Regions from separate parts of the Homo sapiens genome. Here region 2 is linked to region 1. A link is a loop called in an ENCODE intact Hi-C map of the cell type or tissue named here. Cell type or tissue: endothelial cell of umbilical vein. All regions are shown on one strand. Each heading gives the region's core, and the rest is flanking DNA. Links, peaks and the distances in the headings are about the cores only.

Evidence for each region. Peaks named below come from ENCODE experiments on the same cell type or tissue, not always from the same donor. Only the 100,000 strongest peaks of a DNase experiment are listed, where the experiment ranks them.
Region 2: a loop joins it to region 1, with 4 times the contacts of the local background. A loop is called at or near these places in 1 of 110 quality-filtered maps.

Annotation. Positions count from the first base shown.
Region 1 is chr4:161,640,354-161,644,814 of GRCh38, reverse strand. The region is part of intron 7 of FSTL5 (follistatin like 5); the gene reads left to right. Among named protein-coding and RNA genes, the nearest start is that of FSTL5-AS1, 380 kb to the left of the region's middle. In endothelial cell of umbilical vein, for the core only: no CTCF peak of the experiment used is centred there; a DNase peak (open chromatin) is centred at 2,084.
Region 2 is chr4:162,166,537-162,170,997 of GRCh38, reverse strand. No RefSeq gene overlaps it. Among named protein-coding and RNA genes, the nearest start is that of FSTL5, 4.8 kb to the right of the region's middle. In endothelial cell of umbilical vein, for the core only: a CTCF peak has its summit at 1,816; a DNase peak (open chromatin) is centred at 1,807.

The DNA of each region.
Region 1 (4,461 bases), core at 666-3,165:
TTGCCTATGGAGACTTCTCCTTCGCTTTCAACCTGCACTTTATATTATAACCAGAGAGGTCTTCATAAAATTTACATGTGACCATTTCACTTTCCCTTTAAAATCCCTTAATGGCTTCTTCTAGCTTTCTGAGAAAAAAATAAACTCTTTAGCTTATTCTAGAAAACTTATTTCTCTATTAATTCTTCCTACTATTCTCCCATGTTCACACTTTACTGCAAGTTCTCCATAACACAAGCTGTTCTCTGATTCCATTGTTTTATTACTACTGTTCTTTTTTTTTTTTTTGAGACAGAGTTTCATTCTTATTGCCCTGGCTGCAGTGCAATGGTGCGGCCTCGGCTCACTACAACCTCCACCTCCCGAGTTCAAGTGATTCTCCTGCCTCAGCCTCCAGAGTAGCTAGGATTACAGGCATGGGCCACCACACCCAGCTAATTTTGTATTTTTAGTAGAGATAGAGTTTCACCACATTGGCCAGGCTGGCCTTGAACTCCTGACCTCATCTGATCTGCCCTCCTTGGCCTCCCAAAGTGCTGGGATTACAGGCTTGAGCCACCGTACCCAACCATTACTACTGTTCTTGAATACATTCTTCTCTCCCTCTCTACTGAAAAACCTTCTCTTGTCATTTTTATCTACCTAAATCCAGTGTGTCCTTCAAAAGTAAACAAACGCCTCTTGTGCCTGAACTTACTCTTTTTTTTTTTTAAAGTTCCTCATCAAAAAACTAAAGTACTTGTTACATCAGAATAAAACTGACTGTTCTCACTTTTCTTCTCTGGACTACAAACTCTGTGCAAAGGACCTTTACCAATTCAACTTTGTGTTATGATGTTTGCACTGTACTGACACATGGTAGGTACTCAATAATTTTTAAATGTGCAAATAACAAGTCACGTAATGGTGGTTCTTATATTTGCAGTTATGCATTGTTCAATTTTTCTGGACTATCTTATTTAAAATTTTGCTGAAGATTTTATTTTCTTACAGTAGCCACATGCAGAATTATCAATCAACTGATGTTTATTGGCAATCAATCATTTAAACCTAGCACAGTTCAACAATTTCTAGATTCAATTTCTTTAATAACAGTTTTCATTAAGCATATTGATTTTTTACTACACTTTCAATTTAATCTCCCATCATATGCAATAGAGTAGGCAAGAAAAAGATGAGGGGAAGTACATACATGATCGTTGTTTAATCTTCATGCATTTAACAAATATTGATTTAACTGCTATGTTTTTCTAGGCATTCAGCTAAATACTAAAGATACAACTGTAAGAGATAATATTCCAGTCTTCAAAATCTTACTGACTGAAAAGGGGAAAAAAAAAAAACTCCGTTACATTTAATACTGCAATATAAAATAATTTCAGAAACATATACACTATGGAATAATCAGAAAGGGAAGTCAAATATAAATGCTGAAGGCCATAGGACACTTCTAAGAACACACTGGTTTTTCAGTTTAGGTGACAGCCAGGTGAAAGAGTGTTCCCAGTAAAGGGAGCCACAGACTTGAGAGAGAAAGGTACATTCAGTGAAGTTCAAAGTCTCTTCTTATGTCTAAGAATAAGCTAAGATAGTGGAACAAGAATGGGCTTGGATATGAGAAATAAACTCATTTTTGCATCTGAGTATTGAACTGTACATCTATATTTAAAACATATAACACAATAATAGCACTTAATGAATACTTAATGCTTTTCAAACATTGTAAATTGCCATTTAAAAAAATATTAACTCATGTATTTAGAACAAGACTTATATAAACCAACATGTTTATACCCATACACAAGATGAGGTTTAAATTGATTTTTTCTAATTTTTAAATTGTGGTTGAATACACATAGCATAAAATTTACCACTTCATCATTTTAACTATAGAGGGCAGTGTTATTAAATACATTCATAATGTTATACAACCATCTCCAACATTCATCTCCGTAATTCTTTCCATCTTGTAAAACTGAAGCTTTATACCCATGAAACACAAATGCCCATTCTATCTTCCTCTCCACTCCTGGGAACCACCATGCTGCTTTCTGTCTGATTTTGCATACTCTAAGTAGTTCATATGACTAAAATTATACAGTATTTCTCTTTGGGTACTTATTTCACTTAGGATAATATCCTCAAGATTCATCCCTGTCTTATCAAATGTAAGTATTTAGTTGTATCTCCTTATTGTACTGAAACTTTTATTAAAATATAATTTTCTTCCTTATATATCGTAACCTTTTTAAATTTAATGTCTGTTTTGTCTAATATTTGTATATCCATCTTGCTGTATTTTGGTTACTATTAGCATATCTTCTTTCATATTTTCATTTCAATGTATTTGTGTCTTTCTAAAGTGAGTCTTTTATAGAAGGCATACAGTTATCATGATTTTGTACTTTTGCCAATATTTGTCTTTTGATTGGATATTTAATTCATTTCCATTTAAAGTAATACTTACATAGTAAAGGGGTACAAAATTTTACTTAGGCAAGATAAGTTCTGGAAATCATTTTTGTATATTGCCAGAACAATATGCTTATAGTTAACAATATTGTATTGTATACTTAAAATTGGCTAAGAGTGTCTTCGCAAAATTTAAGAGGCTTTATGTGTTCTCACTACACACACACAAAAAAAATAGTAGCCATGTGAGGTAATGGATATGTTAGTTAACTTGATTGTGGCAATATTTCACAATGTACACATATATCGAATCATCAAGCTGCATCTCTTAAATGTATAAATTTTTTATTTTTAACTATGTCTTTGTAAAGTTGAAATAAATTACTGGTAAGGAGAAACTTTATTTCTTTCATTTTGCTATTTGTTTTCTATATGCCTTAGAGCTTTTTTGTCTGTCATTTCTTGCGTAACTATGTCTTTGTGGGTAGTTGATATTTTGTAGTGAAAAGTTTAAATTATTTTTTCATTTTCTTATATATATAATCAGTACTATTTCCTTGTGGATACCATAGGAAGTCCATTTAACATCCTCAACTGAAAACTCTCTAATTTGGGCCAGGTGCGGTGGCTCATGCCTGTAATCCCAGCATTTTGGGAGGCCAAGGCGGGCAGATAACGAGGTCAGGAGATCGAGACCATCCTGGCTAACACGGTGAAACCACGTCTCTACTAAAAATACAAAAATTATCTGGGCGTGGGGGCGTATGCCTGTATTCCCAGCTACTTGGGAGGCTGAGGGAGGAGAATCGCTTGAACCCGGGAGGTGGAGGTTACAGTGAGCCGAGATCGCGCCACTGCACTCCAGGCTGGCAACAGAGTCTCAAAAAAAAAAACAAAACAAAACAAAAAAACCCTCTAATTTGGATATCTACCAACTTCAATCACATACAAAATTCTGCTCTTTAACAGCTCCACCTACCCTTTTGGTTGTTGATGTCATAAAATTACATCTTTTTACATTCTGTACCCCAAAATATAAACTCATATTTAGTTCAAATGAAGTAGTTTCCGTAAGTTATATGGAAAACGAAATGTGGAGTTACAAACCAAAGTTATGATAATTGAGCTTTTATCATGTAGAAATTAAAAAGTGGAGCTACAATGTCCTTGCATTTACCTTTATTGAGATTCTTATTTCTTTATATAGCTTTCAGTCACTGTCTAGTAACCTTTTTTCACCCTGCAGAGCTCCCTTAGGTATTTCTAGCAGGGCAGGTGAGCAGGTATCAAATTCCCACAGATTTTATTTATGTGTGGATGTCTTAATTCTCCCTTATTTGAAGGAGCTAAGCCAGATATAGGATTACTGGTTGGCAGCTTATTTCTTTTAGCACTTTGAATATATTAGCTTACCACCTTCTGGCCTCAATGTTCCTGATAAAAATAGCTGCAAACAATTGTACTAAGGATCTCTTGTATGTGATTCATTGCTGTTCTCTTGCTGTTTTCAAAATTCTCTCTTTGGCTCTTAAAGGTTTGATTGTAAAGTGTCTAGGTATGTGTCTCTTTGAGTTCATCTTACTTGGAGTTTGTGGAGACTCTTGGATGTTAAGATTCATGTCTTTTATTAAATTGGGAGAGTTTTCTGCCATTATTTTTTCAAATATTTTCTCTGCTTCTTCTCCTTCTGGAGATCCCACAATGCATGTGTTGGAACTCTTGATGGTATTCTACAAATCATGTAGACTTGGTTCACTTTTGTTCAATCATTTTTCTTTCTGTTCCTGAGGCTTCATGATTTACTACTATCTTAGGTTCAAGTTCACTGATTCTTTTTTCTTCCTGTTAAAATCTGCATTTGAATCCCACTAGTGAACTTTTCATTTTAGTTGCTATATTTTCAGCTCCAGAATTTTTTTCTGGTTTCTATTTAGGTTTCCTAATTCTTTATGGATGCTTGTTTATACATGCTTTTCTTCACGTTCTTCACATCTTCCTTAGTTCTTTGAGAAACTAGAAAACAATCGTCTAAAACCTTTGTTGAATAGA
Region 2 (4,461 bases), core at 850-3,349, 530 kb before region 1:
GGTGGCCTAAAACAAATTTCAAATCTCAGTGATGTAACACAATCAAAGTTTATTTCTTGCTCATGCTTTGTGTTCATACTGGGTCAGCAAAAGCCTCTTGGTTCATAGTTGTCCTTCAGGAGTCCATTCTGTCTAAGCAGTCACTATTTCAATTGTTGCCAGTTACTTTGACAGAGAGAAAGGAGTTGCAGGATCTTGCATCAACAGCTAAATTCTCAACCCAAAAGTGACTTGTGTCACTTCCACTCACAATTCTTTGTATCGAAGTGGGCACATGACTTACTCAACCACTGGAGACCACAGAGCATTATTCAAATATGTGCATGGGAGTAGAATGGCCATGACGTGGTAATCAGCCGTGATAAATACAAAAGAAGTATATTGTGAAATGCTAATCTACTACATAGAATTGTTTTCATGTTTCTTTTTCAACAGTGTTGGCCTATTTAAGTTCAAATAATTTCTACATAATATCAACAAACAGCAATCAACATTTTAAAAGTGATACTTTAAGAAAAGTAACATAACCATTTCTGTTGGGTTCCTTACCACACTTCCTCCCAAACAGTTTTAGTGCTATTCTTGGGTTCAAAAACTGGAACAGTTACTTTGGGTCATACGGTTTGGAAGGATCTTCTGTACAGGAAAGGTTAAAAAGCATAAGGGAAAATCGGTAGTAATTTCTCACTTTGCCAAACTCTTTTCTTTACTTCACTTTGAGGATGTATCACTTCGTACCTGAGATTTTACTGATTTTGACCTGCTATACTTTCTCTATATTTCTAATACTTTTCATTTATAACTTACTTATAATAGAGTTTTACTTATAGAGTTATTAATTTATGTATTATTACATGCCTACAATATTTGTATATTTTTCACATACAGATACAAGAACTTAAATTTCAGATTTTTCTCCATCCTTTCTCATAGCTGTGACTTTCTTTTTTTTTTTTTTTTCCTAGCAAGTACCTGTGATACTTGGGGAAAAATTACTTCTCTGTCTGGATAAATATGCAGATTATTTTCATTAGTAACATTATATTTCCTTACACATTATGATATTTCTGAACTCAAGACTTAAAGCTATATTCTCTATGTCCTTTTACATTCTGCTGTAAAGGTTATAATGTAAAACATGTTACTGTGTTTACTTCTTTTGAAACTGAAAGAACCATTATTTTGTCTCTCCTATAAACCGAAGTGTGGCCGGGCCCAGTGGCTCACGCCTGTAAACCCAGCACTTTGGGAGGCCGAGACGGGTGGATCACTAGGTCAGGAGATGGAGACCATCCTGGCTAACACGGTGAAACCCTGTCTCTATTAAAAACACAAAAATTAGCCAGGTGTGGTGGCGGGCACCTGTAGTCCCAGCTACTCTGGAGGCTGAGGCAGGAGAATGGCGTGAACCCGGGAGGCGGAGCTTGCAGTGAGCTGAGATCGCGCCACTGCACTCCAGCCTGGGCGACAGAGCGAGACTCCATTTCAAAAAAACAAAACAAAACAAAACAAAAATTCAGAAGTGTAAGTAAAATGGTGACGGCAACTAATATGAACAGGGACATTAGATTCTAAAAAATAATTAACATACATTTTTTAGATGTTGAAATAGCTGATATCGAAACGCTTTTAAGACCAACTCCCATACCATATGTGTTTTATGCATTTGCTTAATACTTTAAATTCAACAATAGATATTACAGATTTCCAACATAAATCTATTCATCAGCAGCACGTATTGTAATCATTGTGGGCAAATATATAACTCAAGTTGTGAGAACTGAAATTCTCATATGCAATACCAACATAGGCCAATAGATGCCCTAAGAGCTCTCTTAAACACAAGCACTCTAAGAACGTAAGTTGTCTGTCTGAGCATCAGCAAGTCTCATGCTTTTTTTTTTTAAAGTTCAATTAAGAAATAGCATCATAGTTTTAGATTCCAAAGAATCTTAATATTACCGAACTTTAAACTGCCTCACGAAGTACTAATTTCTATTCTATTAAAGTAATAGAAAAAAGAAAGGAAAACTCAATGAATTGATTTAAAAATCTATTAATACAATGAAGGTAACAATATATCTGATTCACATAATTGATTATTTCTAATTTTATAAATGCAGCCAACAATATTATTTATTACTGTGGTACATAAATGTAATTCTAGGGTTAATTTAATCACAGAAGCAGATCAGATTGTGTTGTAAAGTATTTCTTGAATTAGCTGATACTTTTAGGGTTTCCTGCTTTTACTATAATTTCAATTTTTTTTCTACAATATTGCTATTAGTATAGGGTACTTAAAGGCTTATTAATGGATGATATTTTAATTATGGTTACTACTTCTAGATTTTTTTAACACCGAAGTTAATTCATAGAAAATAAAGGATACTTAAATATGTTTGTTATATAAATCTAGCAAAATAAAACTATGTTCTTATCTCGCCAAGTTTAGTTTATAAAAAATTACATTCAGATGCTTTTTCCTAAGCCAAGGAAAAAATGATTTACTTATAGGTTTATGTCCACATTTAACATCCCTAAGGAGGATAGCTCAAATTGTGAAGATACATAGCTCTATAATAACAATTTTTAATTCTTATTTAATTATACTTACTAAATTTTTAAATCAATTCATCATTTCAATCTATACTTTTATAGAGCAATATTTTTTGAATCCATTCATATGAGCTCGAAAACTCTGTGCATTGACACGTTGATAGATGCTTGCTCTTATTGAAAGTTAATTCCCATTGTTTACTAGTGTGGGAAAATCAAACATTTTTACCAAGCCAAAACAGAAAGGCAAAATACAGCTTTAGGGGGAAACTCATAGCAGTATTACTTGGAAAGCAGGATGAGGGTGTCTGTGAAGTTGACAACTAAATAAAAAAAATACGAAAATGCATAAAAACTAGAATAGTTAACACAAACCTGAGTCTGCTAAATCTGTATGTTAATGTTCATTCCCCATGATGTGGCTATATAAAGAGCGGGTTTTAATTCCCTTCAATTGAGAAGATGAAACTTATAACATTAATAATCTATATTTATCATGGAGAATAAAATAGGTTTATTTGGCTTTGCACCCTCAGCATTCATGGTACATCCTTTGATTATGCAGTGGTTCTTTAAGTGGCCAGTTACTATAATTCTGAGTTCATTTTGACCCCAAATTATTGATGACAATGAGCAAATCTTTTATTTAAGGCCAAACCTAGGTTTCTGTATTAAATGTGGTAGGTTTCAGCTTTCCAGTTAAGCAGCATTTATTAAACCATGTTCTGTCTTTCTCCAATTAATATTACCTCAATAAATATTGATATCAAACAATTTCTTAAACCTATAACTTTTATTCATACTATACATTTATCCAGGTTCTTGTAGAATTTAAGAAGCCTGTTTACACAGTGAGAATTAAAGTTTATATGTGCATTAATCTGATAATTTGAGGGGTAGAATAGCAAAAAGTTATAGTCAGCTTTTAGCCAGTATTTCTGAAAAAGTCCGCCACTCCTTTATGAAATGTGCCATTTTGATGGTGGATTTATAATTACAAATGATAAAAATTGTCTCTCTTAGTGTATCTTTCTGTGTGTTAATGTAAATACTAGCAAGAAAAGACCTTTCACAGTAGTCTTGATTAAATTTAACAATCTTATCCAAAGCCACCAAAATGCCTATGCTATGATATATAATAGAGAAAATGAAAAACAACATAATCTCAATTTTAACATATATTGAGATTTCAAATAATTCCAATGAAACTAATTGAGATTTAAAATTAAACTGATATAATCTCATGAAAATTGTAATTGCTGCTTAGATAAAATACGTGTGTGTGCATAATGAAATAGTGTTCTTTAATTTGCGGGTTTATTTATTAGTAGTGAGTTTTTAATTCATATATCTTAAATTTTATTTCCATAATTTTAAGAAAACATATTTGAAAATTCTCTTTAGTATATCCTACCCACATAAACACACACACACACACACACACACATGCACACATATAAATTTGTTTAAGGTCACAATTTGGAATTAGCTAAGAAATTTAATATAAATATATTGTGTCAATATTTCTTTCAATAACAAAATACTGTATTTAAATGCCCTTTACCACAGTAGACATATACCTAATAGACATTTTAAATAGAACATTACAATGAAATAAAACATATGTGGAGAGCACAAAAGGGCCCAAGGGAGCAAGAGATAGAAAGTAAGAAAGTAATGGAAGTAAAGAAGATGCCATATATATATATATATATATATATATATATATATATATATATATGCTCTTTTTTGTGTATATGCTGTTTGTATTTATATATGCTCTTTCTTTCTATTATATATTTTTATATATATGCTCTTTCTTTTTAACCTTTTTATAGTGATTCCAAATTATATATATATATAAAATAGGTTGAAGTCTAATATAAAATTACAGAATGACAA